Regions from separate parts of the Mus musculus genome. Here regions 2, 3, 4, 5 and 6 are each linked to region 1. Evidence: chromatin loops called from intact Hi-C (ENCODE). Cell type or tissue: heart. All regions are shown on one strand. Each heading gives the region's core, and the rest is flanking DNA. Links, peaks and the distances in the headings are about the cores only. Region 1 overlaps Slco3a1 (solute carrier organic anion transporter family, member 3a1). Region 2 overlaps Slco3a1 (solute carrier organic anion transporter family, member 3a1). Region 3 has its middle 9.8 kb from the start of 0610006L08Rik. Region 4 holds the start of Slco3a1 (solute carrier organic anion transporter family, member 3a1). Region 5 overlaps Slco3a1 (solute carrier organic anion transporter family, member 3a1). Region 6 has its middle 81 kb from the start of 4930533N22Rik.

Region 1 (5,161 bases), core at 437-4,436:
TGCAAATTCTTACTCCCATAGATGCCTGCACTTCTGCGTGCACGGAAGAGATGCAGTGAGCAATGCCACGCGTGTGGAGCTGAAGCTTCAGCCACCAGCTCACACCCACCAAGGTATGGAGTGAAAGCATCCTCGCTGGCTGCACGCACCTGCCTTGTTAATGACGCACATGGTCCTCATTAAGATACACGGTTCACAGTGGCAGCTCAGTTCAGTTAGAGAGCTCTAAATATAGCCTCCTGGGAAGAGGGGGAGGAGGGCCAACTCCACTGGTGGCTTGTTCTAGGTCTAGCGTCAATGAACGAGGCGACAGCAGTATCCCCCCATGCCACAGTCATGTCACTATCAGTCCCCAGGCTCATCGGGCAGGCACCGTGGTAAAGTGATCTCTTTGAGAGCTTGCTGAGATCTTCCCACTGCGTCCATGCAGTCAAACAGAGCCCACAGGTGACCTAGAATGCCCCTCTCCTGGAGGCCTGAGACACAGCGGTCCTCTTTCTGTTTCATGTCTCCTGACTTACCTGACTTAAGGAGAGTGAATTAACCTGAGCTGGGAACTTTAGAACTGACCATTCTTGCAGAAGGGAAGTATCCAGACATGTGATGGCCACCTGCAGCTGCTGCTGACTCTAAGAGCAAGCCCTGCGAGGCATGTGCATGGGCCAGGCTGGGGACAGGATAAGGAGGCACTGAGTTCTGGAAGTTACCAGGCTGAGGTAGCACAAGTTGAGGTAGATATAACCCAGATCACAGCTGTAAGTCACCACCAGGGTCCCCACTGTGCCACTAAGATGCTATATAGACAGTAGAGAAGAAGTGATGGCAGCAGCCCCTCACCTGGGACCTCCAGGTGACTTAGTCAAGGACACAAAGGTACTTACTGGAAAAGCTGTTAAAATCTAATAAGTCCCTGGCTTCCATCCAGGACTCCTCCTTTTGGCTTTCATGCATATCTTCTTCAGTCTGTCCCTCTCTGTCCCCTGGCACTACCGAAGCCACAACCCATGCCACCATCTCCAGTTAATGTTTCTTTTGTTTGCAATCTCAATCCCCCCCCGCATCTCCAATCTGGCTTTCTACATGTGCTGTCTTTTGCTTCCCCCTTGGATGCCCTCCCTGTCTCTACATAGCTCATTATTGAAAGTCTGTGTGCATTCTCCCATCTGTCTTTGGGGTGTCCCTGCATCAAGAGGAAAGTCATACACTGAGGATTTGTTTCCCCCTCTTCTCAAGTATCCCTGAGACAATCCATACACCTCATACTGGCATTTCTCTTCCCAGCACTCAAATACATGGCTATTTAGTACAAAGGCCCCTTTCCCATATCCTGGACACAAAGTTGCCACTTCCGCTTTCTTCTGCTAGCCTTGAATTTGAGAAGGGGAATGTAACAGACACCCAAAGGACAAACAGCTCCCTTATCTTCCAAAGCAAGCTTCATGCCACATTTCTTTTCTTGGACAGCCAGTTCCACATACCTCAGAATAGTACACTATGGCCCCAGCACAGAGATGTTGAAACTCACCCAATGCCCACTCCACTCCACTCTTCTGCTACAGAGATAACTACCACTGCCCAAGTCTTCCATCTGCCATACCTGCTTAGACAATGGAACCACATTAGAATGCACCAGACTCGGGGAAGACTACAAACAGGACACTGGAACTTACCACCACCCCTCCCCCCGTGAGGGAGGGGTCAGTCCTCATAGCCAGATTGGCTTTCTTTACATTAGTTCTGGGCCTGGTCCTCCAGTCCTCCATCTTTCTCTTATTCTTCCATTCACCAATTAACTGAATTCCCAGAATGCCTGGGGTCTGAAAACCCCCAGCCTTATTCCCTCATGAAGTAGCACAGTGTCCTGAAAGCTCCCATTTTCCTTTCTGCCTCCCCGACACAACCTGGCACAGGAGGAACTCAGCAATTTGAATGAATGTGGTTTCTGGAGGGGAAGTATCATAGTGAGCACACACTGGAGAGGACAAGGTAGGTTTTCTGTGGCAGAAGGCAGGGGGTAGGTCTGCACTCTCTCATGGCTCTCGAGCCCCGAGGCCCCTTTCTTAGCTATTGGCACACTGCTGCTACCAGGCCTGGCTGATTTCCCATGTTTACAGAGCCCAGGGCAAGCATAGTTCAGTGCTCATAATAGCAATAAATTATGACTGTAATTTAAAGTACAGGCTTGAAAAGAAACCCTAATCGCAGACCATTCTTGATCTCACAGCCCTCCCCGGAGGGCTGGGTTTCCTTCCAGCACTTGCTTTATTCTACCTTTGCTTCAAGTCCCTGCCCAGGTATTTGGCTTCGACTCCTATGATATTAAAAAGAGGCAGCAGGTGGTCAGTTGCCCCGAGCAGCTCAGTGAACTGTGCAGACCTAGGGGAATAGCCTGGCCTGGCTTCTCATTTTCCTTGGAGGAGGGTGAACAAAAAAATGTACTTTTTTTTTTTTTCATGTATTTCTCCTCTGCCATGGTTTAGACAAATGAGCTTATGCAGAAGTTTCAGGCTGAAACAGCGACAGTGGGGCCTCTCAGACTCGCTCCCTAGAAGCAAGGTTGTGCTGCACTAGTTACCAAGAGGATGAAGAGGGGAAGTGGGCAGGCAAGGGAATTAGTGTAGCTTGAATCTGAAACATCCCCACTAACTCCAGTTTGAGTGCATGGTGGCCAGTTGGTGGAGCTATTCTGCTAGACTGTGGAACTTTAGGAGGCAGGGCCTACTTGGAGATGCGGTTCTACCAGGCCCTTGGCTCCTACTAATCTCTCAGTCTCCTGGTCTACCAGGCTCTGAAGAGTCTCTGCACACCTGCATGTACTGAGATGTGGTTCCCTGGTTTCTGGCTGATATGGGCTGAAACTCTCTGAAACACTGGGCCAGAATAAGTCTCTCTTCTCTGAAGTTGTTTCTTCAGTCAGGTATGGTGGTCATAGCAGCGCAAGAATAACTAATACAGGGGATTCATCTGTTTTTGCCAAATGTGTACTACGAATGTTCAACCTTGTATATACAATACCTCCCTGAATCCCTGCAACTTCCCTGTAACCTGTTTAAGAGAACACTGTCCCATTGTCATTTGAGTAACTGAGAAATTAATATCTGGAGAGACTCCGTGTCTTGTCCAATGCTACAGAGTTATGTGCGGCAGATGCATGATGCAGGCATAAGCTTTGTCCCAACAGTGCTACTTGCATAAGCCCCTCTACATGTCCTTCAGACTGCATAACTTTAGGAAAGGTCTCCCTCCTAGCGGGGTTTCAACAAAGTGAAACTTTTTGACTGTGACTGACTTTTTTCTATATAATTGAAAAAAAAAGGATCATTTATAATAATCTTAATAATGTCCATCCTAGGCAGAGGAGTGTAACCCAGCACAGGGCTTAGCTGGACATGCCTCTGTCATGAACAGTTCCCTATGAAATGATCCCATCATCAAATCAGAATACAGAGACACAGCACAGCATTTGGCTTCCCATCACATCAGGGTCTCTGTCCTCAAAGGCCACAAGGTCTGAGGCCCGGTCACTACAACAGTTAACTCAGTGACTGGCCCAAAGTACAAGGCCATGTTCAGTGTAGAACTATGAGAGAAAAAGGAACACATTTTTCAACAGGAGTTTTTGCCACTTGACTCAGTACCATCTACAGGATCTATGAGCTTGCACATTACTATGTGTGAAATGGGAATGCCAACACCAGCCGCTCAGAACATGGATACATTCAAGGAATCAAAGTGTAAAATTCATTCCCATCTATGTTAAGAACAGCCGTGCCTTGCCCCATTGCAGTGGTTACTCTATCATCTGGCTTCAAAGTCTGCAATATAATGTCTCATCCACCTATCCACAACCTCCCTTTCTTCCTCCAGTCAAGCTAAGGCTTAAATTCCTCTTTCTCATGAAGCCACATTCCCAGGTCTTCCAGGTCACTATTTCTTGGAGGATCAGGGGAGCTAGGGTCTCCAGTGGAAGGTTTATAGCAGCTTTGAAGGATAAACTGCAACTGCACTTGAACTTTTACACTGGATAGGTGATACTTTCTTCCTCATAAACTACAGAAAAGTTGTTTGGCCACTTCTCTGTAACAAGTTAGCACTCTCTCTAGCACCCTGTGAGTATACTGAGACTGGAATGCAACCTTCAAGTACCCCCTAAGCCTGAGAGAAGCAGTCAAAGAACAGAAAGAATACTAGCTAGATAAGGCATTTCACTGCATCAACATGCTCTCCATGGGTAACCAATTCTGGTACCACTGTTCAGAGCTCATGCCTACTCTACGTATAGATTTTGTTAGTGTTTTATATCAAGTCACAGCCAGAATGACACAGACAGTCCTTTGGTTTTAAAGTGATAATATTCCCAGACTAGAACATCAGGGACAGGAAATAATCTTAGAGATCTACACTTCCTCTGCGCATGCTTCATTGCAAGGACACCAATAGGCAAAAAGTGCAAACCCTGTTCTTTTCTGGTACCCAAACTGATATCTTTGGGTAAGATACCTAGTTAAGGTAGAACTGTTCCAATCTCAAAGGTGTGAACCCAAAAGGAAGGCACAGCAATCATGTGTGCGAGGCAGTAAGAACAAACACTGGTCCTTGGTACACAGCGTACCTGCCATAAATGACACTTGCTAATAAAGGACACCTATCTTGAGCAATGAGGTGTTACTGGCATTCCTGGCCCACTTATTCAGGGATTTGTCTTCTGCCTTTCTCCTCTTCCTTCAGTCTCTGTACTGTCTCCCTCCACTCCATCCCAAGGTTACAATCCATACCCAAATCATGATGAGTCCTTGAACCTTACCTCAGTTCTGACAGGCTTCCCCTTTGAACTTGGGGAACGCTGGAAGGCTAAGCTGTTCTAGGTTACACTAACTGAGACATTTCATGACATTCCCAGATGTTGCTTGTAACAGATCCTGGTCGCATCAGCATCTACAGGTGATGACCAACCCTCTGAGCAGCAATCAGGCCCTGATCTCAGCCAGCCCATCTAGCAACACTGCAGGAGCTCAGCACACTGCTGAGAGCAAAGCCAGTCTCCTGTATTACACAGCTGACATCCCCATGGTAAAAGGAGAAAGACAGTAAACAGATGACCAAGTTGACACCCCACACAGCTAAAATTCAAGGGGTTAATAAAAAGCAGGGAAGAAGTTAG
Region 2 (5,161 bases), core at 771-4,770, 87 kb after region 1:
GGGCAATGGGGTGGGGGATAAAGGAAACAGCTGGATAATTAGAGACAGAGACAAAGGGACAGGGATTCCAGAAGGGAAAGAGAGGAGGAAGAGCCCTTACTCTGGGCCAAGTGGAAATGAAGTTAGTGTGAGAAGTGTGCAGGATCTTCCAGGCTTCTGCTGCATTAACTAAGTGGAAGAGAAGAAGGAAGGAGGGAGGGAGGGAGGGAGGAAGGGAGGGAGGGAGGAAGGGAGGGAGGGAGGAAGGGAGGGAGGGAGGGGGAGGGAGAAGGAAGGGAAAGAGTTAGAGAGGACAAGAAGGAGGAAGGGAGAAAGCTACATTTCAGAATCTCATGAACTCTTATTAATAACAGTTCCCAGGGTGGAGCAAAGACTCAGTGAAGTTCTTGCTCAACAAGCATGAGAACTCAAGCTCAATCTCCAACAATCATGTACAAAGTCAGTGCTGGGAAGGTAGCAGCCCTGAGTTCCCTGGCTAGCAAGTCTAGACTATGTAGTGAGTCCCAGGTCCCAGTGAGGTACCTCAAAAAAGCAAGAGAGATGGCTTGTGAGGAAGTATACCTGAGAAAGATTTGATCCCTGGCATCCACCCCCTATACACACACACATGCACACATGCACAGATGCACTTGTATACATGTGCACATACACATACATGTGTGCCCAAAGGGAGGACTTGGATCCACATTGATATCAGTACTGTAGGATAGGGTGGCCTACGGGCAAACATGTCTGAATCCTCCCCTGCTCTCTAAAGAAGTGGCCCAGGGGAAGTTACCATGTACTCTTCAGGAGGATTCCAGGTTCTCAGGACTGTGGTGGAAGATTACAATCTTCTAAGAGACAAGCCCATATTTTCTGTCTGGTTTGGGTGGTGGGGCTGGCACTGGCAACTGCAATCACCTGGGGAGCTCTGTGCAAATAACAGTGCCTGCTCCCTAGGCCTGTGTCACAAAGGTGATGATTCTAACACCCAAGGTAGAGGTGTTGTATGTATACCTTTGATATATGTGTGCTTAGGGCACTGCAACCTCATCTATTCTTTGTAGTGGGAGAACCTTGAAGTCAGTATGAAACTCCTGATCTGAAGGTACTAGGTCTTGTCAGGAGATGGATATATCTATCCCAGGCTGACCATGAAGTCACTCTGTAGCCCAAGCTGGCTATAAACTTGAGATCCTCATCATCCTTAGGATCATGGGCCTCTACCATCATGCCTGACTCCAATCTAGCCTTGATTGAAGTTTTGTTCATCAAGACCATCTGACAGAGTCTATTTCCAAGCCTTAGCAATGGGTATAACAGAGCATGTTCTTGTGAGTGCCACTGGGGCCCTGTAGCCAGCACTCAGTAGGTATATATATCAACCAACTATTCTCAACACTGGCCTACATGATCTGTGTGCTTTCTTCAATTTAATCTGATTCCACAACCCCCAGTGCCTGCTGTGTGGGCAATTCCGGAAGCATGACTGTGATTAAGAGACAATCCATCCATGGCAGAACAATACCATTTAGTGACAGCAGAGGCTACAGCACCACAAGAGAGAGGCAGAACAATCAAGGGACTGACAACACCGGTAGTTGACCCAAGACACAAGAGTGAACTAGATTCTAAAAGACATAAAGTAGGGACTGGAGAGATGGCTCAGAAGTTAAGAGTACTGACAGCTCTTCCAGAGTCCTGAGTTCAATTTCCAGCAACCACAACCATCCACAACCACAACCATGGTGGCTCACAACCATCTGTAATGGGATCCGATGCCCTCTTCTGGTGTCTCTGAAGAGCACGACAGTGTACTCACATACATAAAATTAATTAATTAATTAATTAATTAATTAATAAAGACATGAAGTGGTAGGAGTTGCTGCACTATTTCAACAGCAAAGATCAGTGACACAAAGAAAATATACCAGGTGGAGAGTTCTGGCTGGCTTGGAGCAAGAGGAAATAGCACATGACTCAGGGTACTGAGTGGAGTCATCAGAGATAAAGCAGCCTTGAAGGCAACACTACTATGGATCTGGGTTTGAGGTCAATGGGGGAATGGACGCTCTTGAGCAGAAGTTATCCTTTAGAAATAGCATAGCATTCTACACAGTATGGAATGGGGGAGACTGCCTGATCAGCTACTCAAATTGTCTTGGTAAGAAACGATATCCACTGGCTTACTGCTGATAAGTCATTAAGAAAGGACATCAGTGTGGAGGTGACACCAGACTCAGATTCAAAATCCTGGAATCATGGGGTCAAGGGAGGGCCCACATCAGCAAGCAGATACTAACAACAGCACAAGAGGTGTCAACCTCGGTATGGTCAAGGACAAAGTAATGTGGCTGCCTCTCTCAGGGATTCCTGGAAAGAATTTGACACACTTACTCTGAAAAGAGTGAGACAGTAAATATTTTAGACTCCCAGGCCATGTGGTCACCATAGTAACACTGGCATCTGCCACTGTAGCCCAACACAGCATCCATGGAAACCTGTACACAAGTGGACATGGCTGAGTTCCAGTAAAACTTTACTCAACAAAACAGGCAGAGGGACAGATTTGGTCTATACCCCTTTATTGACTGCCCAAATCTTGACTCTACACATTATATCTTTAGCTGATAATAAAAACTTCTCACTCATAATAAATGTATGTAACACTCTAGTTACAAATGCCAAAAAATCATTTCTAGACACTTCAATTCCATTTTGTGAAGGTTTGGAGGTTTGTTTAATATTTATTTTTAAACCCATGCAAGCGATTTGTAAAGTAACTCTCTTATCCATCCTTCCAAGGACATCTCTTTCTGAACTAAAAGGACTATTCTCTGCTCTCCGCAGCCAGTATTTAGTTTCTGTGATAAAACTATAACCCTGATCTTAGCTGAAGGAAGTCCAGTGTGCTATTCTGTCTCTCATCCAAACAGCCATTCCTTGTGGTGGGAAGTTTGGTGCAAAACACACTCACTTGTGAGGTCTGCACAGCCAGGTGGCCCAGGACATCAGTGTCCCTGCCTCTTGCTCTTGCTCCAACCACATGATCCACAACTGGGCCAGGTGAAGGAGACATTTGGCGAGGCTGCTTTATGTCTGCTGCAATGATTGAGCACAAATTGGGCTCACGGGATAACTGGGCATAATTTTCAAATCAGTCTTGCTTAAAAGGCAGAGAACGAATTAAACAGAGAAGCTTTTGAGACACTGTGGCCCCAGGCATTTGCAAGCACATCAATGGTAACAAGTTTACCAAGCATTCCTGTTATTATCAGAAGTGTTCTAACCAAACTTTATTTTTTTTTTAAAGCCCATGAGAATGATCTCAAGGTAAATTTAATCTCTTATCTGTCATGCCAAGGGTATGTCTTTTCTCCTTTGAAACGCTCTTGTTGTCAAACCTCTGCCTCCTGAAGGCTGAGATTAGTCTGTACCACCATACCCCCATTAAATATGTCTTCTTATATAGGGACATAAGTGAGATTTTAAGAGCTTCATATTGACTTGGTCAGTCTGGGCAAGACAAGCCTCAAGACTCCATTTTTAGTCTTTTTGTGAACAATGATCCCCCCTGTTGAACAAAAGCCCTGGAGCCCAGTAGGCACTGTGACCACAGGTTGGCCTGGTCTTCAGCATGGCCCCGCCCCCAACCCCACTGCAGGACCCTGAGCCACCACAGTTCTCCCGGGCCCCTCACTCACGGTGGCACTCTTTGGATTCTGTTCTTACATAGCCTGGCATAGCACTTTTATGATCACCTTGAATAACAGTATCAGTCTCTGCCTGCTCTGCCTTACAAAGACATCACTGGCCTCTCCTCTAAGAACCTATCTCTACCTCCTCCTTTTCTTTCCTCTACTCCATGATCTGCATCTTTCTTGGACCATTTCTCCCTCTCCCTTATACTGTGGGTCCTCTCGTCTTTTTCTCTCCCTGCCACCCCCTAAACAGCCCTAAACCACAACAGAGGCAACTGATTTTTATGATTCCTTATACTCTTTGAATTTTATGTCCAATTAATTAGCTCTAAGAGCATGTGCAATAGTTTATGATCCTCCCACTCAAGCTAAAATAAAATAAAACTACCACTAAAGATAATTACTTCCAATATGTAAATCACATCATGACCCCTCCACCAACCCCAATAGCTCTTCCTTCTAGCTTAGATAAACAGGTTTCAGGTCCCCACTACCCTCAATCAACAGAGCTCTCTGCACTCTATGCCCAAGCTGTGAAATTATTGGCAGATATGTAGGCATTAGGCCAAGTCTTAAAACAATTGGTATTGAGCCTTGCACACCTCAACCTAGAGCACCGTTTGAACTCAGAATTGGTATGGTGGCTGCTCTGTTTTATTGGAGAACAGGAGAAACTCAGTTCCCTGGCTTTCAGATATAGGGGACAGGCATAAGCCTCCAAGAGATCTTGGAATAAGGCTCACACTAACCATTCATTTCAACACAGGATGCTCAGGTAGAGCTGTCTTGTGTAGAGTCAGCCTCTCTGCATGCCTCAGAGTCCCAGAATACCACTGTGTCCATTGAAAAACCCCCATTTGGGCTATGGAAATAGCTTACCCAATACAGTGTTTGACACACCAAACTGAGGATCCTAAATTTAATCCCCAGAACCCACATTAAAAAAAAAAAGAGTGTGAGTCCAGTGGCAGTGGTTCACACTTCTAATCCCAGCACTTGGGAGGCAGAGGCAGGCAGGATGTACTAGTCAGAGGCCAGCCTCATCTACAGAGTGAGCTCCAGGACAGCCAAGGCTATACAGAAAAAACTGTGTCTCAAAACAAAACAAGACAAAACAAGACAAAACAAACAAAAAATTATAAAGACAGAATTCAATGCTGGACCTTTCTTACAAGGAATATGAGAGTAGTCCCTTCAGGCAGAAGGGGGAAAACACCTACAGAGATTCAAATATGGACTCTGAAGTAGTGTTAAACAGATGGCTCAGTAGATAAAGGAGCCAGCAGCCAAGCCCGCAGACCTAACTCTGATCCCCAGGATGGACATGGTTGAAGGAAAGAGTAGACTCCAGCAAGTGGTTCTCTGGCTGCTATATACATTCTGTGGCATGTGTGCCCCCAGTAAATAAATAAAGTATAAAAAACAAAGAGCACTGTAAAAGTTACCATGTGTGCAATACAAAAGGTTGTGTGTATGTA
Region 3 (5,161 bases), core at 419-4,418, 440 kb after region 1:
ATTTATACAATTTAAATTTTAAGATGTTTGACTTTTTGAAGTCTCTTGACCAGTCTTTCCCAGGGAAGGAACTCTTTTTATCTTATGTCAGGGTCAAATTCAACATTGATTCTGAAACAAAACAAAACAACCTCATGCATTCCAAAAGCTCAAACGGAATTTAGGCTGTAATGCCAATTGATACAGGTTGATTTAAACCTCTAAGGTGAAGGTAATAATTCAGAAAGTTGAAAGGAATGAAGGAAACAGAGCCTTCAAACTTACTACGATTAACCTTCAGTGTATGGAGGGAAAAGAGCCTAATAAATGTGCAGCATTGCTGTGTTCCTTTGATGGTGAAAAAAAAAAAAAAAAGCAGAGCCCATCATCAGCCGAATATTGTTCAGGAGCCTGCTGAATTGGATTAATGTCTCAACAAATCAATTTTTATGAATTACATAATGATAGCCATTGTGTAATAGCCTGTGTGTTGCAAAGATTGTACATGAAGAATTTGCTGTTGTTCACTGTGTGCTCACGAAAAAGAATGGAACTAATGTTTGAAGTGCATTCTCTCTGATGAGGTGAATAAGCAAGGTGCTTTGCTGGCGTGTCCTTTCAACAGGACATGGCTATAAGTCTATGCCTCTGTAAGAGTACTGCATACAGAGAGGCACACTGTTGCACAAGAGTGGCCAGAATTACAAGGTAGCATTCTATAGTTTGTTTAGTGCCACAGACTTAAAGACCATCTCCTAACTCTTTCAAGCCTTTTCAGTGGGGGCGGGGAGGGGGCTCCTGTGCTACCAAGGTCAAGTGGTCTCCTTCATGACACTCTCAGTTGGATGGGGCAGTTCTCAGAGCACTCCTTTTTTTTAGGAATTCCTGTTTCCACGCCTCTCATTTATTAAAAATGCAGATTTGGGGGGCTGACGAGATGGCTTAGTGGTTAAGACCACTGGCTGCTCTTTCAGAGATCCTGTGCTTGATTCCCAGCAACCATAACCATTTCTCTTGGGATCTGATTCTCTCTTCTGGCATGCATGAAAAAAGAGTATTCATGTATATTAAACAAACAAACAAATAAATAAATGCAGATTATTTTAAAATGCAGATTTGTCTTTGAAAATAACATTGTGGTGATTGGTCAAGAGTTCTTGATGCAGGTGTTATTGTAGGCATCCTGGGACAGAATTGAAAGCAAAGTTTTGAAGAATTCTGGGCCTAAGGAACCAGTAAAGGGTGGTGGTTTATATTTCCAAGCTAGCTAACTTCTCCAAGTCTGCAGATCTCACTATAAAATGGGAGAGTAATAACTATGCTTCAGGTAGTAGAAATGAATGATAATGAATGTGATGTACATAGCATAATATCAGACTTAGTGCAGATGATCAATAAACAGTATTTTACTATTACTGTTTAACCTCCCTTAATTTACTCAAATCAGTGATTTATACATTACCAGATCCAGTGACTTAGCAAAGGATGGAGGGCTTCTAAGAAATGAACTAGGAAGTATTTCACCCAAGGCCTATTCACACTATCTGTTGGTTGATTTGATACAACCATTACTTCCATTCTCTGATGATTCCAAATAAGGTTAGAGATCATTTTCTTAGCTATTTTAATTGGAATCACATGGTAGAAGAAACAAGCATTTGGTTTAAGAATCTGTTTTATATCAACCACCAAAGGATGGTGAGAGGAAACAGTAGATCTTTTCAATCCTTAATTTCAATAAGCCAAACAGAAGGAGATTTCCCAGACACACTGGGCTGCTGTGTCTCTCTCAGTGCAGGATAATTTGATATAGGCTCTCCTTTTCCAATAACAGAAGTTAGGACCATGACTCAGCAGACTAGGCGGGCAACAGACTAAAAGAAGAAAGCTCTGTGTGTGCTCCTCCGGGACATCAGATTGGAGGCTCCCTGTTTTATCTGGCCTCCTCATATTACTCACTGGTGGCCCTGGGTATCCTGTTTCAGACCTGGGCTCACCTCCTGCCAGAGCTCTGACCACATCTGCCATGTGCTCTTGACAATATCAATGTCACCACAGTGGCAGATGGATAGAACATTTTGTGGAGCGTGTCTCTCTTTTCATGTTCCAAGGAGCATGTGTGCTGTGCCCCTGCCAAGAATAACCATGTACATGCAGACTGGGGGTGGGGGGTGGGGGTGACAGGAATGGAGTGTGACCTTTGTGTGGCTCTTAGATGCTAACGTAGGAGATAGGGGGTTCAACTTCTTGTGTATCCTCCATGCAAAGGCTGTGGAGATCACTTATCTCTTGCGGATTTTCTCAAATCAAGTGTTTATTTTTCCTTCTTGGAGTTAGGTTTATGGAGTGAAAGTAACTAAATAGAAACTTAAAGTCACATGAGATACTAGGGAACTCACTACCTGTGACCAAAGGAAATCTCTCTTTTCAATAAGAATTCTTCCATAAAGTACACCAAGTCCACTGTGCCCAGCACACCCAGCTGTATTTTATTTACACTGCGTCCACTCCCATGCTACAGCGAGCAATGCAGAACCAAGCAAGCAGTAGCACCCTGACAACAGTAAAGGGGTTCCATGCCCTCTCTAAACTCATTGCCCATTCAAGGTTCAAGGCATTAGCAAGGATCTTGGTGTATTCAGGTGCTATACCAAAGGACCACAGACTGGGTTGCATATATACTATAAATCTTTTATTTCTGAAATTTGTAGAGGTTATGAGGTCAAGGTGCTAGGGAGAGCTGTTTCATTGTTTTGTTTGCTTATTTTGTTCTTTTTCACAGTAATCAGCTTCTCGAAGAGTCTTCATATGGCAAAAGGGCCAAAGAGCCTCTCTCAGTAGTCTTTTAAAAATCTTTTTCATCAGTACCTGGCCTTAATGACCTAATTACCTCCCACAAACACCACTCCTTATCCAGTAGCCATATAACAAGGATGAAAGAAAGCCACACCCAGGTCCCTTATAGGAGTTTGGGAGCCATTTGGAGATAGCTTGGTCACATTTTGGTTTAGTTTAGATTCATTTACTCTTTTAAAATCTTTGCTACGTTCACATTTTGCCCTGGACATAAGTAAATTTTTGCTATTTTAGAAAAGACTTAACCCCAAATGCAGCACACAAAGGCAGGGGAGACAAAAGTACTGAGCGGTTGTTCAAACAGACAGCTTTTGAGGCAGGGAGAGCAAGGCCTGGCTTATGGTCTTTGCTGTTTCCAATGCTGTATATTCTCTGATCTTGGTTAAGTTCGCGCTACTAATCGTTTAACACCCAATGAAGGAGCTAGAGAAATTACCCAAGGAGCTAAAGGGGTCTGCAACCCTATAGGAAGAACAACAATATGAACTAACCAGTACCCCCAGAGCTCGTGTCTCTAGTTACATATGTAGCAGAGGATGGCCTAGTCAGCCATCAATGGGAGGAGAGGTCTTCTGAAGATTATATACCCCACTACAGGGGAATGCCAGGGCCAGGAAGCAGGAGTGGGTGAGTTGGGGAGAAGGGCGGGAGAGGGTATAGGGAATATTTGGAGAGGAAATTGGAATGGGGATAGCATTTGAAATGTAAATGAAGAAAATATCTAATAAAGAAAGTTCTCAAATGTTCAACAACAGGCTTCTGTTTAACTAGCAAACTTATGTTAAGTACACCTTTACCACTACATGACAAACTTTTAAAGAAAAACAGAGTATTTTACTTAAGTCTTTTATGGCAGTCTTCACACACTTTTGTTCTATTTTACAAATAAGGTATCAGGCCGGGTATAGTGGCACACATCCGTGTATCAGTCCTCAGTGGCATGCAGATCTCTGTGAGGTCCAGTCCAGCTTAGCCAAAATAGGGAGTCATGAAAGGACTCTGGCCAGCTCTAGCATGTTGACCATGGCTCTGGCAGGCCTTTTGCCTCTCCCTCATTCCCTCTGCCTTGCTAAAACCCATTAGATTACACTCCTAAAGCTTGCTACCAAGGTCTATTTCCTTATTTGGCCACTTCCTTTTCCCGAGGTTCACTACCAAGGTTCAGCTACCAAAGTGTTGATGTCTAGCAATCAAAAGCCCCCTTTGGCTGTCCTACTTAATATGCCAAATTAAAATTAAACACCTCATCCTAACAAAAATTATCCCCTTGTACTTGTATAAACTGCCATTTTCTTATGTGCCACATCTGTCTCCTCTATCCAGAGGTAGTCTTTTTCCCTCCAGGACAGAACCCCCAACCCCTTTCCTTTGTTCTCTTCCCTTCTCCCTCATGCCCTATCTGCTGTCTCTGTCTATTACTCTTTGCCCTATCTTCCTCTGCAAGCAGGTAGCCTTTGTGTTGAGAATTTGGTTAAAGGGTTTCTGAACCAATACTTTTCCTAACAAGTTGCAGGGCAGGTAGGGCTACATAGTGGTAACATAATAAAATAAATGAATATCATATTTTCTTTGTCCTAATATTTTTTCATTTATTTTGCAGCCGTATTTTTGTGTGTGTGTGTGTTTTCAGAATGTTTCAATATCCAGGGTGTGATTTTGTTTCAACACAGAATCCCACATAGCCAAGCCTAGCCTCAAATTCACTGTGTTGGTGTGGATGGCTTGTTAACTCCTTATCTTCTAGGCTCTACTTCCTAAGTGAAGGAATTGCAGTTGGGTACCTTAATGTCAGATTTTGGGAGTGCTAGAGATTGAACTCTTGGCTTTTTGCATAGCAGATAAGAATGGAGGAAGTCTGAGGCCTTCAGTTAACAGTGCAGCTACTAAGCCTTCCTCAGCTACATTTTCAGCCAAAAGACAGCTTTTTTATAAAGAAGAAATTACACATGCTTTAGAGATGAAGAGAGCAAGGTCAAAATTAAGCTGGGGAGTAAGAGCTATACTTATCTGTAGATATAAAAATAAATATTTAATTTATCTTTATAATTAATTAATTATTTCTAACCATAAATAATAATTACATTGGGTTAATAAAGTGGGCATTGTAGGTTTCCCTCAAAGATCCATGACTTCACCAGCCCCACATAGTTGGCTAAGTCTCCAGTACCAGACATGATGTTGCTCTTGTTGAATAAGCCTTAAATTCACTTAGAAATGCCTTTTCACAACAGATGACGAATACTACAGAAAGCCATAAGTGATCAAAATGCAGATAAAATGATTCTGTGTGGCCCAGCCCTAACTAAGAATGAATGATTGTGCTTTG
Region 4 (5,161 bases), core at 519-4,518, 130 kb after region 1:
TCTCTGTCTCTCTCTCTCTCTCTGTCTGTCTCTCTCTTTCTCCCTACCTCCCTTCCTCCCTCCCTCTTCCCCTCTCCCCTCCAACCCTCCCTCTCTCTTACTCTTCTTTAACTGCCATCCCCACTCAGGGTGCTCAAGCACAAACACACACACACACACACACACACACACACACACACACACGTATGTACGTGCACACACACAGAAGTCCTACTTTTCAGAGCAGCTTCTCAAGTCACCAGCCACTTCCTGCCTCACTTCTGCAGTTGGGAAACATAGACCAATGTCGCTGAGGACACATTAAGGACAATGAGAAACCTGTCTTTGCAGGACGGACGACAAAGATGGAATGACACCAATACTTAAAAATGAAAAGGCACACAAGGAGATCACACACACACACACACACACACACACACACACACGGTAGCTGCATAGACTTGTGAAACCAAATAGGAAATAATGGTCCTGGCGTCATATGTGCAGTCATCCTCTTGGCTGAGAAAGGGAGCCCTGTTGGCAATGAGCCATAGCCAGCCCTTCATCAGATACCTGAAAATACATTCCCAGCAGCGCATGCTGATTCCCACTGAAAAGACGGGTATCTACCCATGGACCACCTGTGTTCATCTGCAGACACAGGGTCTCAGGTGTCCTGCAACAGACCCAGTGGAATTTTAAAAGGAAGGAATCTGCCTCTCCCTCAATAATAACTTAATTCCCCAAATATCCACAGAATAGGCTCCTGTGGCTTTAAGAACAGTAAAACTTTTTCCTACCTGCCAAAGGACAGAGGATGGGAAGCCTCTAAACAGACCCAGAAGATCAAAACCTGTGGCAAGCTGATTGGGCCAATCCACCTCAGCCACCATTCTTCCTGTGTGGTTCTTAGAGTAAAGGGACCTCCCCTCCGTGGCACAGGGCAGAGCAGGGTCCCTGAGAACCTTCTCTTTGCACTGCTAGTCATCAAAATTAATTCGATGTCCTAAGCCTGTCCTCTCTCTCTGGGCCCCCATCAGCTTTCTGCAGGGCACCTGTTGGCTCCCGTTACCCAGTACCCACCCCCAACGCATCAGACTTTCCATCACGGACAGACAGAAGTGACCAGATACCACCAGCTGGTGGATAGAATGCCTCCTGTCCTATCCTTGTCCTGCGATGCACGGTGACCCCTCACCTCCCAAGGCCAGACACAATGGAAGCCTTTTAACTTTCTAAAAGAACAAAGGCTACTCCTCTGCTTAAGGCTCTTCTTCACTTCCTTCTAAAACCCTAAGCCACTAGAAGTGCAAACTCCTAATCTCAGATGTTCATCATTCCTGGGATGATGAAGTCCAGCCTTGCTGTTTTTGCCACATGTGAATACCACACCCTTAATGGAGCCTGGTGTAAGGCAAAGAAGCTGTTAAACAGGAGCCAGCTGTTGATCGAATAAACTGCCTCTTTTTACACGAAGACCTGCTTAGATATAATTTAGTTTGCATATGCTTCGGTACGGAGTCACACTTATCAGTAGGAATGTGCATTTGCCTCTAGAGACACATGTAACTTCTAAGTGTTTTAACAGTCAAATCTCTTCTTTAAAAAAGCTGCTTCTCCAAACATCATCATCCTCACCAAGCAAAGGCCACAGTCTACAGCTTAGTATGACAACCACAGAGAAAAGGAATACGTTTGGGAAAACAGAATACTCAAATGTTCTTTTGGCCCCAGGGTTCAGGGACAATATTATACACAAGACAGAAATGGGGAGTTAAAAACTGTTTATCTGGGAAAGGGTGACAAAAATGCATACGATTTCTCAAATGCTCTACAGTTCAGTCACCCCAGGAACAGAATTGACTCTGTAGAGCCCCACCCCCACTTCCAAGTCACCACATAACTATCTTTAACCAAGCGCTATGTCCCTTCATCTTATTAGCCTGTAGGAGCCTTGGGAAACTGTTGAGAGTTCTGGCTACTCAGCGTCTGGCCCTCATTAACTTTAACCCTGGGCCAGGAATGAGGGATTCATGATAGCATCAGGATACACATAGCTCTATCTCTGGATGTGGTTATCCAACCGCTTTTGAAATCTTGTCCAATTCGATCTCCATCAAATGTGCTCACTAACACTTAAAATCTATGACATTTGATTCCAGTTTCAGGTCAATAGCCAAGTAATGATTTAACACTATCCACTCGAAGACATCTTTTCCTGGGTAGACAGAATAGGTCTGGAAGTGCACTGTCTGAAACTCAAGTGCGGACCACCTGAGCAAGACAGAAGAAAGCGACAAAGTAGGTACTTGGTAATCCTTACAAGTGGATTCCCTGGGCATAGTAGGTGTCCATGGGCCTTTGGGCATCAATAATCCCTTTCTGGAGACAAATAAAGCAAATACATATTGTACAGATGATCCACTCCCCGTGTGGGCGAGCGACCATGATGGGGAATTAAGGTAGAACTACAGAAACTCGCAGCTGCTCTCCAGGTACTATAACTTTATCCCTCCACAGAAAGATGGCTATTGGGATCTGGGTGGGACTAGTCCCCCTGCAGTTACCGCTGAGCTCAGGGCCACACTCGGGCGCCTTTTAAATTCCCCCAGCAATTGGTGGATGGAGAAAGAGCCAGGGGGAAAAAAGATGCATAATGATTCGTTCACCGGGCGGATGAAACGGAGAGTAGAGGACGCAGGATGCTAACTGGCTTTTCCTCCCATGTGCAGGTCACCTGAACCGCGATGCCTTCCAGTCTCTGAGGAGGCTCCCTGAACTCGCCATATGGCTCCGTTTTCAAGAGGGGAGAAGAAACAGTTTCATGCCCACCTGCCTGCGGCATCTCCTTTCAGGCACCCCTTCCCTAGCCCCTGCCCGGCGCGCGAGCTGCCGGCATCCACGGTCCCGCCCGCTCCGAGCTCCGGCCGGCAGCTCCCCCGGCGGCCGCCTCTGCACCAGTCGCCAACCTCCGTGCCGGGCCGAGGTCATGCCCGCCTGCCCCCGGAGCCGGCGAGGCCCCTTCCCGGTGCCAGGCGGCAAGCCCGAGAAGCGCCGGCAGGGAAGGGGGTCCGCCGCAGAGTTGGCACCCGGACTCACCAGGTAGGCGCCCACCGTACCCTGCGCCAGCATCAAGGCGCACTCAGACACCAGGAAGATCTTGATGTTGGAGAAGCAGGACACCTTCTTTTTCTTCTTCTTGTTCCTCTGCGCCTCGTCCCCCTGCAGCTCGCCGCTCCGGCCGCCGCCCGACGAGCCGCCCGGCTTCTTTCCCTGCATCCTTCCCCCGCCGCCGCCGCCGCCGCCGCTTTCCCGCTCGCCCCGGGTGTCGTGGCCGTTGCCGGGCGGGGGTGCGTGCCGCGAGGCTGCGTACTGTCCCCGCCCCGGGCCCGCGGCGGCCGCCCCCGTCCTGCCGCGGCTAGAGAGGTTGAAGGCTCCGCTCCTCGCTGCCGCCGCGCTAGCTCCCTTCCTCCTCCTCCTCCTTCTCCTCCTCCTCCTCCTCCGCCCTCCCTTCGCCGCCTCCTCCGGCTCGGGCTGTGCCAATCACAGGGACTCCTCGCGTCGCCCGCTGCTGCCGCCGCCTAGCCTCTCTCGGACTCTCGCCGTTGCCTTCACCGGCTTCCCCTGGCCCGCCGGCTTCGCTTGCCTTCACCCCTAGCGCCCCAAGCCCGGGCCGGGGCCTGATCGCCGCCTTGAGCCCCGGGCTGCGCCGCTACTGGCTGCGGGTGCGTCCCTGGGAGGCACGAGGGGACCTGCTTGGGGCACTAAGGGCTTGCTGATGGTCAAGGCCGGCGGGGTCTAACTACCCAGCGAAACTGCAAAATCCAGGAGTCCTGGTGGGGTAGGAGGCTGAGCGAGGAAGGTGCTACCCGGCCACTAGGAGGCATTGTGGGGCCCAGGGCACCAAGGCGGAAACTGGGTGGTACTAGGACTAGCAATGAGGTGCAGAGATGGGAGTATCCAGGCACCCTACTTCTAGTGCGGGTACCGGACTGCTAAGGCCGGAGAGAAGAAGCAATTTTCATAAAGAGAGTATCGCAGGAGCTGTATTCGGCTTGGTTTAGGGATTTCTAAGGACAGACGTTGTGCTCTGGGGCTCTGGAAGATGCCGAGATAGGAGCTGCCATTGGCTCCTTTGGTTTGCCAGCCTCTGCTCCTGCATTCAGTGGCTACTGGACATATCTAAACCGCCCATTCCCCGAAAATGGGAGAAAGAAACAGAACCTCTGAGAAGGGAAGTTAGAGCTTCAGGGAGTCTCACATCTTCCCCCAGCCTCCAAGTACAGGCAACTGCAGATCACAAGGACCCCAGCAGAGGGCCTTGTTTAGTTCTCCAGCGGCCTGCGGTTGGAGTTCAGGAAGGGATGAGCCACAAGCCTGCTGTGTCCCCACCCCTCTCCTGACTATTGTGGCCCTCCCTGGCTTGGCCTGAAGGTCAGCATGCAGCAGAGCCAATTGTCATCAGTCCTCCGCCCCTTGCTCCCCAGCATTCCCTAGGATTTTGGTCCACAAGGCGCCTCTGATAGGATGTACTGATTCAGGCAGCAGCGTTTGGAAGCTAAGAGAAAAGTGGATACGAACAGAAAATACCTAGCATTGTTGTCCACGTTAGTGATGGAGAAGCCAAAGCCTATTTGGAGAACTTTTCCTTGCTTTCCCAAGGGCCTATATCCCAATGCCAAGGCTTACATTCAATAGTGCATAGCAATTAGCACCGGCCATAATTTCTACTTTCTTCCAGAGAAATTGAGTAAGAATAGACGGTGGCACAGTGGGGGTGTGTTGTTTGCCTTACCATTTAAATATAAATTGCTTCATCCATCTGTCTTCCAGACATGACCTCACCTAGTCTTGGTGTGGTTTTCAATGTGCCTCCCCTTGTCTGGGGTACCTTCGGCCTAAATTACTCTCTGGCATCACTCTCTACAGTGTTCTTCTCTACCAGTGGTATTGTATCCTGGAGTTGTTAGGGTCAAAGCCTGTGTCCTGGCAGCCCTAAGAAGCTAGGCTCAGCCCCCTGTCTTCGGAATGCCAACTGAAGGAGCAAGTAACAAAAGAAGAGAAGAAAGATTATTCATTGTGGCTCCATTGGGAAGAAGAACAAATAGACAGGTCTAGTGATCTCCCCACTCTCTAACTGATTCTTCCATGTTCTGCATGAGCTTTAGGTACAAAAGGATAT
Region 5 (5,161 bases), core at 819-4,818, 53 kb before region 1:
GCAGTGGACGGGATCTAGAAGGCACCTAGTGATAAGAAAGGGCTTGGGCTCTATCCGAGGCTAAGGCAGAGAGGGGGCTGGTCTAAAGCATGGACGTGGGGCGGGGCAGAACCTTAATTCCACTGGCAGCCAGTCAATCATCTCTGTACGCTGCCAGTACTGTGTACACTCTGATGAAAGCATGATGTGGTGCCTGGCACACCTGGTGTGGCCTCTAATGCTAGATAGCATGGCCTCAATCAGCTTAGCCCTCAACCCAGGTTTTCTCTATTGGAGGCAGAGTTGAAATCCCACACACCGTCCTAAGTCTGCCTTAGTGACTGCCTCCTTTGCTGAATCTCTCTAGGTTCCCTCATTTTTCTTCCCTTCTCTCCTTTGCCACACAGTTGGTCAGTCAGTGGTGTCTTCAGAGTTCTGCTTATGGTCTGTCTGGATACAAGACCAAAATTTCTTATTTGGAGAACATCTTAACAATCAGAGACACAGGGAAGGCAGATACCCTAGGTGGTGGTCTTGTTTAAATTATCTTTTCTAAATTATCTTTTCCATAAGAGCAACAGAGCCGGCCACTAGCCTTGGGCAAGGAGCCAATGCTTATTTGCTAAAATACCAGTTGATTGCCAGGGAGCCTGGAGCGGTGGTGAGGTGGGGGAGGTAGGAAGCCACACGTTATGGAAAGCGATGCAAGCAAATGAACGTCATCCTATGTGGTCAGGGCTCTCCAGGGTGGGGAGGATCTGCTGCTGCTATACGTTGCTGCTATACGTTGTAGCTGCTTCTGACTACTTGGCTTTTCAACCCAGCAGAGAGAGACTTCTTTCCTTCCCTCCAGCTTTCATGTTTGTGAGATCACAGGCCTCTTGGCTGACTGGCCAGCCTCTGGGTACCTGGATGTGATGCGTGTACCAAAGAGCTTGAGTCAAAGAACTCTCCTTCACAACGCTCGGAACATGCTCTGTCTCTATCCTAGAGCCCTTGGGCTATCCTTAAACCCGGAATGATGCCAATGCATTGCCTGGTGATGCAAGAAGATGCCACTGGTGGGGCAGAGGACGGAACCATGAAGTCCTATACGAGGGAAGCCCATCCTAATACACAAACAAGAAGGGCATGGAGTCCTGTGTGTGACTTCAGTCACCTTCACAGAGCTTTTGTTTGTAGAGGCACTGAGGTCCCCTTTGGTTTCCCATTGTCCATACCCGCAGCCTCCAGAAGGGGGCAACTGAGAGACAGAAAGACCTAAAGTGGGCCATTTAGTGGCAAGGCCAATAAGTAGTCTTAGCAGTAGTCAGTGAAGCAAAGCAGTGATCCAAGCTTATCTTGATAGAAGCTGGGCTGCTTCTGCCCACATCTGCATATTGATGCGTTGGCTATAAGCTGTATGTCAATGCTAAGCTGTTACTGCTGTCTACATAGGTTTTCCAACCCAGCAAAGAAAAACTTCTCTCATTCCCCCTACCTTTCATGACAGTAAGACCACATGCCCCTTAGATGACTGGCCTCCATGAACCTGTGTCGAGGAGATTGAGTCAAATGACTTTCCTCCACAAAGGTGAGAGCATGTCATGGCCCTCTCCCAGAGCCCTTGGGTTCCACACTTGAATACACCTCAAAATATGACTCTATTTGGAGACAAGCCCTTAAAAGGGGCAATTAAACAAGGTTCGGATGATGGGTTCTCCATCCTGATTACTTTGCATATAAGAGGAGATTTGGACACACAGAACGACACCAAGGCCACACGCATAAAAGAAAGATTGTGTGAATACATGGACCATCTGCAAGGCAAGGAAAGGGGACTCAGTCTCCACCCTTGCCTATACCTCCATGTTGGAATTCAACCACCAGGACTGTATAAGTAAATGTCTATAATTTAAGTTTATAGTATTATGTCTTAGAATGTCATATGTCATATGTCTTAGAGCCTAGGTGAACTTCCTAAGCTCCAGAAAAGCGGCTTTCCCACCCAAGGTGGCAATTTCTCTAGGAGCGTTACCTGCTGGAGTGGTCCCATCTGCCGATGCCTGTCTCTCTGTGCATTTTCAATGTACTTAAGACGCCGCCATGAGTTTTCTCCATAGTCTTTGGGAGATGGCATGCTACACAGTACTGTGGTGGAGTCCACCAAGCTTCATATTGCTGCAAGGGCCAGCTCAGGTCCTTGGAAGTCCGCAGAACTCAGTGTCAGAGATCAGGTTCCACCCTAGTGGGAAGGACTCCTACAGGTAAAACTGAAGACCGGATAAGTACTCCTTATTCAGTCACTCTCATGCTTACATGTTCACACAGTTGGGACAGGGTGACCCGAGGCTGTCTTCACCGTAGGGAGCAGAAGCCCACGGCTACCTCAGTTTAACCCTCAGCAGGCAGCAGTAATTCAGCATCCAAACTGATCCTCAGTAAATGCTTTCTGGGTGTCAGGGCTTTGAATACTGTTTAATCCCCACAATAGCACCGAGACATACATGAAGACTGTGACACAGGAACATTTGGGGACCAGCCTGCAGGCAAGGGGAAAGGGTGGCAGAATGGCTTGACCCACAGACATTCTTCTAGTAAGTTCTTAAGGGAACAGTCTCTCTGTAGGGCTCTGAAAATGAGGCTTTGACCACAGCCCAACTGTTGTTGAGACCCCATGTCACGAGGGAGACTGAACAGGGGTTCCACTTGGGACAGGCTTGCCCATCTAATCCACCTCAGCATCTCCTTGGGAATAGTGGCAAAGAGCAGGTATCTGAAGTCGTCACTAGAGGGAACCAGAAGCCTTCATATGACAGAGACTGTCCCCTCTCTGATGTGGAGCATGCTCTCCATGGCAAGGCTGGAGGGTTACCAGCTCCTAGGAAGGTGGCCTGCAGCCTAGAGGTCACCAAGGCTTGGGTGATTATTATTATAATAACTGCTTGGATATCTGCAGTTATTAGTGAATGTCTTCATCAAATGCCTAAGGCAGGAAGAGAGGTCCTTACCCCAACCGGCTCTAACCTTGCAGTCAGCACTTATCTAGATCAGCCTTTGGAAAAGTTAGCAACTCAAACCCTCCTCTTTAAAAACCCTCAGGGTGTTGATAATTCATAATCAACGCTCAGAATGACCTAGTGTATCTATAAATTCTGGGTATATTCTCTAAAAGTAGGCTGGAGATGCCAGGCCAGGCAGGAACAGGAGCAGGAGCTGGGGCAGAGGTCAACATTCTGCTGAGTGCACACTGCAGGGTGAGACTGCTCCAGCTCCGTGCTGAGGCAGGAATCCCACCATCAGAACAACTCTGCACCCAGAAGCATTAATAAGCAACAGGGGCTAAGCTGCAGCTGCAGAAATTCCTCCTGGCTAGGAAGCAGGGCTGATGTCTCCAGGCCCCAATGGAAAGAAGCAGACTGGAGAGGTGACAGCCAGGTGAGCCAACTGTAGGGAGCAGCTGTGATCTCGAACCTTCCCAACCCCACCTACAGCAGTGCCGAGATGCCAGGCGTTTTGTTTGAAAAACTGTGGCAGAGAGTCATGGCGTGTGTGAAATGCTAATTTCACCCTGATTTATCACCAAGAAGGACAAGGCTGTTTGCTGACATGACAGACTGGGTGATTTTTGAAGCCTGGCGAAATCCTAGGATGGGTTATTAAACCCTGGATTTATGTGTTCTGTGAGCAGGGAGCTGTTGCTGTCAGGTGTAGACAGAGTTCAGCAAGAGAAAGTCAAGCCAGACCGACTTCATTTCCTCTGTGGTTTTCTGATAGGGTCAGAGGCTGATTAGAGCGGCAGAAAGCCATAAACACATTGAGTGGGGAGGCAAGTACAGACTGGACAAACCGCTTGCTCAGCGCTTAGGAGAGGAAAGATGCATAGGGTCAAAGAAGAGCTAGCTGAAGCATGTTGAACAGGCAAAGCAGGTGTGTGTGTGTGTGGGGGTGGTGGTGGTGGCCAAGCAGAATGGGGTTCTGTGACATGCCTGGTAGCTCTCTCCTATCCTGCTTTCTCTATGTATGCCATGAGACACATCTATCCAACATGATCACTTGAAGACAGAGCACAGATCTAGGATGAATAATCGGCTAAATCCATGGACAGGAGAGTTGTGGTGTACCCACCGTGTACATGCAGGCCTTTTGCGGACAGGCTGGTGAAAGTATGGGGCACTAGAGCTTCCAGGTAGGGAGGGTTTCATTAGACAACAGTCTTGGAATACAACCCAGTCAGAGAAGCAGTTATCCCGAACTCCAATGCAATTTTGATGCATTGACAGAGTTGGGGCAAGGAGTGGGCCCCTTGATCTCACATGAAAAGCCATATGTCACTGAGATAGGGCCATTGCCACAATGGCTTATCCTCTGGACAAGGACTTAGGAGAGAGAGGGCTATAGAAGACATGCATGCACCAAGTGAAGGGACAGAAGGTTCAGCCTTCAAAAGAATGGGCAGGAGACATGGCCAAAATGCCATCACGGGGAACAAGAACTCTGGGTTTCTCTGCACAACCCAAAATTAGATGCTTGATCTAGTTACGACAAGGCAGATGACCAGACACTTTGGATACACGTGAATAGAGTGTCCAAAGGCTACTGAATGCCTCACTACCAGGCATGTTCTAGGGGAGGCCATGGGTCAGGAAGTTGGCTGCACAGGACACCTGGCAGACCTTTGGACCACACAATGTTCCCTTGACAGTGGGCAGGTGTCTCCAGGGCCCACCTGGGAACATAACAGGAGTGGGAATTCCCATACAAGCCTCCTTACGTTAAAAAACCACGTCAGACTCTGCTTGGAGACAGGAAGCGGGGAGCTGGTTGTACAAAACTGTCTGGCTCTCATACAGGACTCTGTGGGTTTGTGGGTGCCTCCCATCTCAAAGTCCAGGCAGGCAGCAATCACAGCCTCTTGTTATTTTTGATTTTAAGAAGAAGAATGGCTAGAAAGCTTTGGTGTTCAACAGGTTGCCTACAATGAAATTCTTAAAGTCTAGAGCAATGGCTCTCAGCCAGGGGTGACTTGGTTCCCAGACATTCAGTTAAACCTGGAACAAAGAGCCTTGATTATGTTCTAGGTTTGTTGATCTTATTTCAACCTCTCTCACACACATAGAGTGGCACAGACAACATTTTATTTTTCTTAGACATAAATGCCATACTGTCGTACCCAAGCTCACCACTCTCACTTGCCCTGGCC
Region 6 (5,161 bases), core at 508-4,507, 690 kb after region 1:
TTCCTTCAGTCTCTGCTCCACACTTTGTCTCTTTAACTCCTTCCTTGGGTATTTTGTTCCCCCTTCTAAGGAGGAACGAAGTATCCACACTTTGGTCTTCCTTCTTCTTGAGTTTCATGTGTTTTGCAAATTGTATCTTGGATATTCCAAGCTTCTGGGCTCAGAAATTTCCACTTATCAGTGAGTTCGTACCATGTGTGTTCTTTTATGATTGGGTTACCTCACTCAGGATGATATCCTTCAGATCCATCTATTTGCCTAAGAATTTCATAAATTCATTACTTTTAATAGTTGTGTAGTACTCTATGCTGTAAATGTACCACGTTTTCTGTACCCATTCCTTTGTTGAGGTACATCTTGGTTCTTTCCAGCTTCTGGCTATTATAAATAAGGCTGCTATGAACATAGTGGAGCATGTGTCCTTATTACATGTTGGAGCATCTTCTGGGTATACGCCCAGGAGTGGTATTGCTGGATCTTCCAGTAGTACTATGTCCAGTTTTCTAAGGAACCACCAGACTGATTTCCAGAGTGGTTGTACCATCTTGCAATCCCACCAGCAATGAAGGAGTGTTCCTCTTTCTCCACATCCTCGCCAGCATCTGCTGTCACCTTAGATTTTTATCTTAGCCATTCTGACTGGTGTGAGGTGGAATCTCAGGGTCGTTTTGATTTGTATTTCCCTGATGATTAAGGATGTTGAACATTTTTTTCAGGTGCTTCTCAGCCATTCGGTATTCCTCAGTTGAGAATTCTTTGTTTAGCTCTGTAACTCATTTTTAATAGGGTTATTTGGTTTTCTGGAGTCTAACCTCTTGAGTTCTTTATATATATTGGATATTAGCCCCCTATCTGATTTATGATTGGTAAAGATCTTTTCCCAATCTGTTGGTTGCCTTTTTGTCTTATTGACAGTGCCCTTTGTCTTATAGAAGCTTTGCAATTTTATGAGGTCCCATTTGTCAATTCTTGGTCTTACAGCACAATCCACTGGTGTCCTGTTCAGGAATTTTTCCTGTGTCCATGATATAAAATACCTTGGTGTGACTCTAACCAAGCAAGTGAGAGATCTGTATGACAGGAACTTTAAGTCTCTGAAAAAACAAATCGAAGAAGATCTCAGAAGATGGAAAGTTCTCCCATGTTCATGGATTGGCAGGATTAGTATAGTAAAAAATGGCTATCTTGCCGAAAGCAATCTATAGGTTCAATGGAACCCCCATCAAAATTCCAACTCAATTCTTCACCAAGTTAGAAAGGGCAATTTGCAAATTCATCTGGAATAACAAAAAACCTAGGATAGCAAAAACTATTCTCAACAATAAAAGAACCTCTGGTAGAATCACCATCCCTGACCTCAAAGCTGCACTACAGAGCAATTATGATAAAACCTGCCTGGTACTGATACAATGACAGACAGGTAGATCAATGGAATAGAATTGAAGACCCAGAAATGAACCCACATACATATGGTCACTTGATCTTTGACAAAGGAGCTAAAACCATCCAGTGGAAAAAAAGACAGCATTTTCAACAAATGGTGCTGGTTCAACTGGTGGTCAGCATGTAGAAGAATGCAAATTGATCTATTCTTATCTCCATGTACAAAGATCAAGTCTAAGTGGATCAAGGAATGCCACATAAAACCAAAGACACTGGAACTTATAGAGGAGAACGTGGGGAAGAACCACACAAGTCTTATGCGCACTTTCTTGCATCCAATCTTCTTTGCCTGTGCTCTGGTTGGTATCCATTCCTGGGTGGGCATTGTTCTCACCCTAGAAATTCAAACTTGTGGTCATGTTCCAGACTCTTTGTTTAAAGCTTTTCTATGTTAAATATAAAGCAACTGGGATCAAGTAACTAGTCCTAGACCTCAAAACCTTTCTCTAGATGATATAAGTACACTCACACCCAAGAGACTGTGCTGGGGCTCCCAAGAGGAACTTCTTCTGGTCTATGATATTACCTTTTCATGAATCAGCTCAGCTGTGGGAGGAAAAATGTCCCATGATGATGGCCATTACGATGACCATCAGCTAGGTCAGTGGCTATCTGGTTTTTAAATAGAGCTATGTCAAGAGCCTCCTCCCATATGTGTAAGAGTTCAGGCTTTGAGGGGAGGTCTTCTTGCTTAAACACATTATTCTCATGAATTTCCAGGGATACCCAAAGGGTTTTGTTATAAGAAATTAACCAATGTCAGGAAACAGTAAAAAGCTGGTGAAATAAGCCTAGGTTCAAACTCAGCTGTATACTATGGTGCAGGGCAGGTCCACACAAATGTTTAACAAATGGTTACTGATCTACAATTCCTCCAGAGAAATTTCCTTATTTCAGATCTGAGCAGACAAGGAGTCTGAAGGAATTCCTTCAGAAAATGTCTTTTGGAATCGTCTTCACATTCACAGATATCCTAAAGAATAGAGTGATGGGAAATAAACATTTCCCCAAGGCTGTCTTCTTCTGCTGGATAGGGACTGGGTGACAAAGCTAACCAACCTCCGAGTAAAGACTGTCTTGCATGGTCCAGGTAGCTTCTGCCCTCTAGTGTTTGTATCGGAATAAAACAGCCTTAGACTTAAGTTTTTAATTAGCCGCGTGCTTCAGCAGCCTTGGCAGGTAGCTTCTCTTTGGAAACACTGCCAGGAAGGTTACCTCAGTGGAGTTGACTCATGGTGCCTCTGAAGCTTCCAATCATCCCATTCACACTGTGCTTCCGTGCTTGCTGAAATACGGAAGGCCTTCCATACCAGCTAAGATGACCTGAGCACCATGCTGCTGAAACTTTACAACCACCCAAACCATGAGCCATAGATATCTCTTCTCATTACACATTAACTGTCAGCAAAATTCTGCTATAGAACCACACAACGGACGAAGGCAGTCGTACGAATATACTTTCTCCTTTCTCAAACACTGGCACTATCTCCCACCAAAGAATAAAATCTGTTAGCCCTTCAGATCTTCTCTGTAGAGCCCAAAACTTTGCAAACTTAGGACATGACTTTGGAAGGAGGAGAAGGCAAAAGATCACAACCATGCGTTACTATAAATGATAAACCATCAAACTTCCAGGGCCCTTTCTGGTACCTTGTTCTGTTTACCCCACCAAGAACAACACATGGGGACATTTCTAGTCTACTAAGATTGCAGAGCTCCAGGATTCATCTGGGCCATGATTTTGCATAGAAAAATAACCTGAAATAGCTCCACTCTTGACGCTTAAAGTGTACTTACCTTCCATGTTACTCTTTGACCCATTTAAAATAAAGAAAATGAGAAATTTGCATAAGGTATCTGATAAATATTTCAGTCTTTAAAGTATCTTTTCCTGTCTCACGCCTATGTTAAAATAGCTCAGATTCAATAAATAAATTAGGCTTTAAAAAACATGTATATGTACATACTTAGCATGTATATTAGACAAAAAATTGTATGTCTCTCTCTGTCTAGTATGTGTGTGTATTATATGAGACATTTTTCCTGTTTCTGTATGTCATAAGTATCTACATTGTGTTTCCCACAATATAATTTTTAAATGTTGAGCTTCCTTTCAAGCCATCTATTCATCACCCAGGATGGGCACGCACACAGTCAGAGTTCCGTATGCAACATGCTTTCTCTGGCTCACTAGTCACAGCTGAGCAACACACTACCAAAATGCTTTGACAATCATGAGCTATAACAATGTTATATTTCCACTGTTCAAAGTGAAGAACACAGGTTGTTTTTAAAGGGAACCTTCTGAAAACCATCAGAACAGTGCCAGTAAACACGTCCCATGCATTCTAACGGAAGCGCTCCCACTTCAGGACTCTGTGGATAAGTAAAAATTGGCAATGCTTTGGGAGGACTTTAACCAATGTGACTCCTTTCCCATCCATTTGACAATTGCTTAACAGTTTGTTTTCTATTCATTTGAAAACCATTCTTTTGTGATATGATGCTCTTGGTAGGCCATTTTATTTATTTACTTTTAGGCTGACAAGTCCAAGTTACACGTATGTATGGTGCAACATTCTCTGATCTATAGACCTATAGATCTATAAATCTACATGACGATGAACTACAGAGACAATGACAGTCCCCTAAGATTAGGTTGCCTGGTAACTCTATACCTAGTTTTGCTTGTATGTGCACACACTCTATTGTTTGCACAACTTCAGAACTGCCTAACACTCATTTCTCAGCATGCACCTCTTTCCCTGGCTAAGCACATGCATATGTATACATTGCCAGGTGGCTAACTCAACCTATTTAACTCTACACTAATCTTTTTTTTTCCTTTCGCTATAATAAAATGCCATTTATGTTCAGACTGTGCTGAAATTACCACAAGTGCTGATCTGAAGAAATCTGAGCGAAGGCTCACATACATCACAAGTGAAGGCCGGGGCTGTCTTATTTGAAAGCCTCGTTCTCTTGTTCCTCTGAAGGACAGTAACTGGGATTCAGTAAACCTCCCTACCTACAGGAAATTATCAAGCATGGTGGCCGCATTCACTGCAGGAGACATCTCAATATGTCTTTATGACCTCTAATTTTTAAATCATCTTAAGCCCATGGTCCCAAAGGTGCGTGGTCAGCTGAAGCATATTTAAGGTGAGGTGACAGAGAGAGTCTTCACTCTCTATTCATGAACTGAACCTTGCAGAGGTTATAGGATGGGTCTGCTAAATAAATCCCTGCCCGACCCATAACTTACAATAACTAACAACTTTCATTCTTCCATTTAGCATCTGGGGACAGCTCTAGTCTGTGTTTCATTCTGTCATTAATCTTTGGGGAAGCCTCCCTGCCGCACAAGAGCCAGGCTTATAAATTCTTCGCCATGCCTCTGCAAATTAAACAAAATGTGCTTTAAGCTTGCTTGAATTCAAAGGTGCTGTGTGATTGATTTGCAAATGTTTCTGGGGCTAGGTCCAAAGATGACAAAGCTACCCATAGTAGCCCAGCATTTTAACTTGGGGAAAATGCTTATAGGATCAGGTACATACACAAGAGCAAGAACGGGAGGTTGGGGGAGGCATCTGTAAACTATGTCCCGTGAGGTCTGCATGGAGGAAGTTGCCCTATCCTGCCTTATCTCTAAAGGAGAAATCTTTCTGTCTTTGTCAAGAACATCACCAAGCAAGGTCAGTTGATGGTCGGCTGGCCA

Evidence for each region. Peaks named below come from ENCODE experiments on the same cell type or tissue, not always from the same donor. Only the 100,000 strongest peaks of a DNase experiment are listed, where the experiment ranks them.
Region 2: it touches region 1 in a loop (1.8-fold over the local background); 4 of 42 quality-filtered maps call a loop at or near these places.
Region 3: it touches region 1 in a loop (4-fold over the local background); 3 of 42 quality-filtered maps call a loop at or near these places.
Region 4: a loop joins it to region 1, with 7 times the contacts of the local background. A loop is called at or near these places in 11 of 42 quality-filtered maps.
Region 5: it touches region 1 in a loop (3-fold over the local background); 8 of 42 quality-filtered maps call a loop at or near these places.
Region 6: a loop joins it to region 1, with 4 times the contacts of the local background. A loop is called at or near these places in 3 of 42 quality-filtered maps.

The regions. Positions count from the first base shown.
Region 1 is chr7:74,422,014-74,427,174 of GRCm38, forward strand. The region is part of intron 2 of Slco3a1 (solute carrier organic anion transporter family, member 3a1); the gene reads right to left. Among named protein-coding and RNA genes, the nearest start is that of Slco3a1, 130 kb to the right of the region's middle. In heart, for the core only: a CTCF peak has its summit at 2,674 (motif pointing right); DNase peaks (open chromatin) are centred at 1,518, 2,108 and 2,688; H3K27ac peaks cover 1,251 bases.
Region 2 is chr7:74,508,449-74,513,609 of GRCm38, forward strand. The region is part of intron 1 of Slco3a1 (solute carrier organic anion transporter family, member 3a1); the gene reads right to left. Among named protein-coding and RNA genes, the nearest start is that of Slco3a1, 44 kb to the right of the region's middle. In heart, for the core only: no CTCF peak of the experiment used is centred there; a DNase peak (open chromatin) is centred at 2,453.
Region 3 is chr7:74,860,995-74,866,155 of GRCm38, forward strand. No RefSeq gene overlaps it. Among named protein-coding and RNA genes, the nearest start is that of 0610006L08Rik, 9.8 kb to the left of the region's middle. In heart, for the core only: no CTCF peak of the experiment used is centred there; a DNase peak (open chromatin) is centred at 2,047.
Region 4 is chr7:74,551,333-74,556,493 of GRCm38, forward strand. Slco3a1 (solute carrier organic anion transporter family, member 3a1) reads right to left here and starts at 3,448. Exons shown (of 10, transcript NM_023908.2): 1 at 3,079-3,448. The coding sequence starts at 3,258. In heart, for the core only: CTCF peaks have their summits at 2,919, 3,125, 3,828 (motif pointing right) and 4,283 (motif pointing right); DNase peaks (open chromatin) are centred at 2,949, 3,519 and 4,309; H3K4me3 peaks cover 4,000 bases; H3K27ac peaks cover 2,788 bases; H3K27me3 peaks cover 139 bases.
Region 5 is chr7:74,368,639-74,373,799 of GRCm38, forward strand. All of the region lies in intron 2 of Slco3a1 (solute carrier organic anion transporter family, member 3a1), which reads right to left. Among named protein-coding and RNA genes, the nearest start is that of Slco3a1, 180 kb to the right of the region's middle. In heart, for the core only: CTCF peaks have their summits at 1,216 (motif pointing right) and 2,745 (motif pointing right); a DNase peak (open chromatin) is centred at 2,763; H3K27ac peaks cover 775 bases.
Region 6 is chr7:75,108,289-75,113,449 of GRCm38, forward strand. No RefSeq gene overlaps it. Among named protein-coding and RNA genes, the nearest start is that of 4930533N22Rik, 81 kb to the left of the region's middle. In heart, for the core only: a CTCF peak has its summit at 2,548 (motif pointing left); no DNase peak of the experiment used is centred there; H3K27me3 peaks cover 285 bases.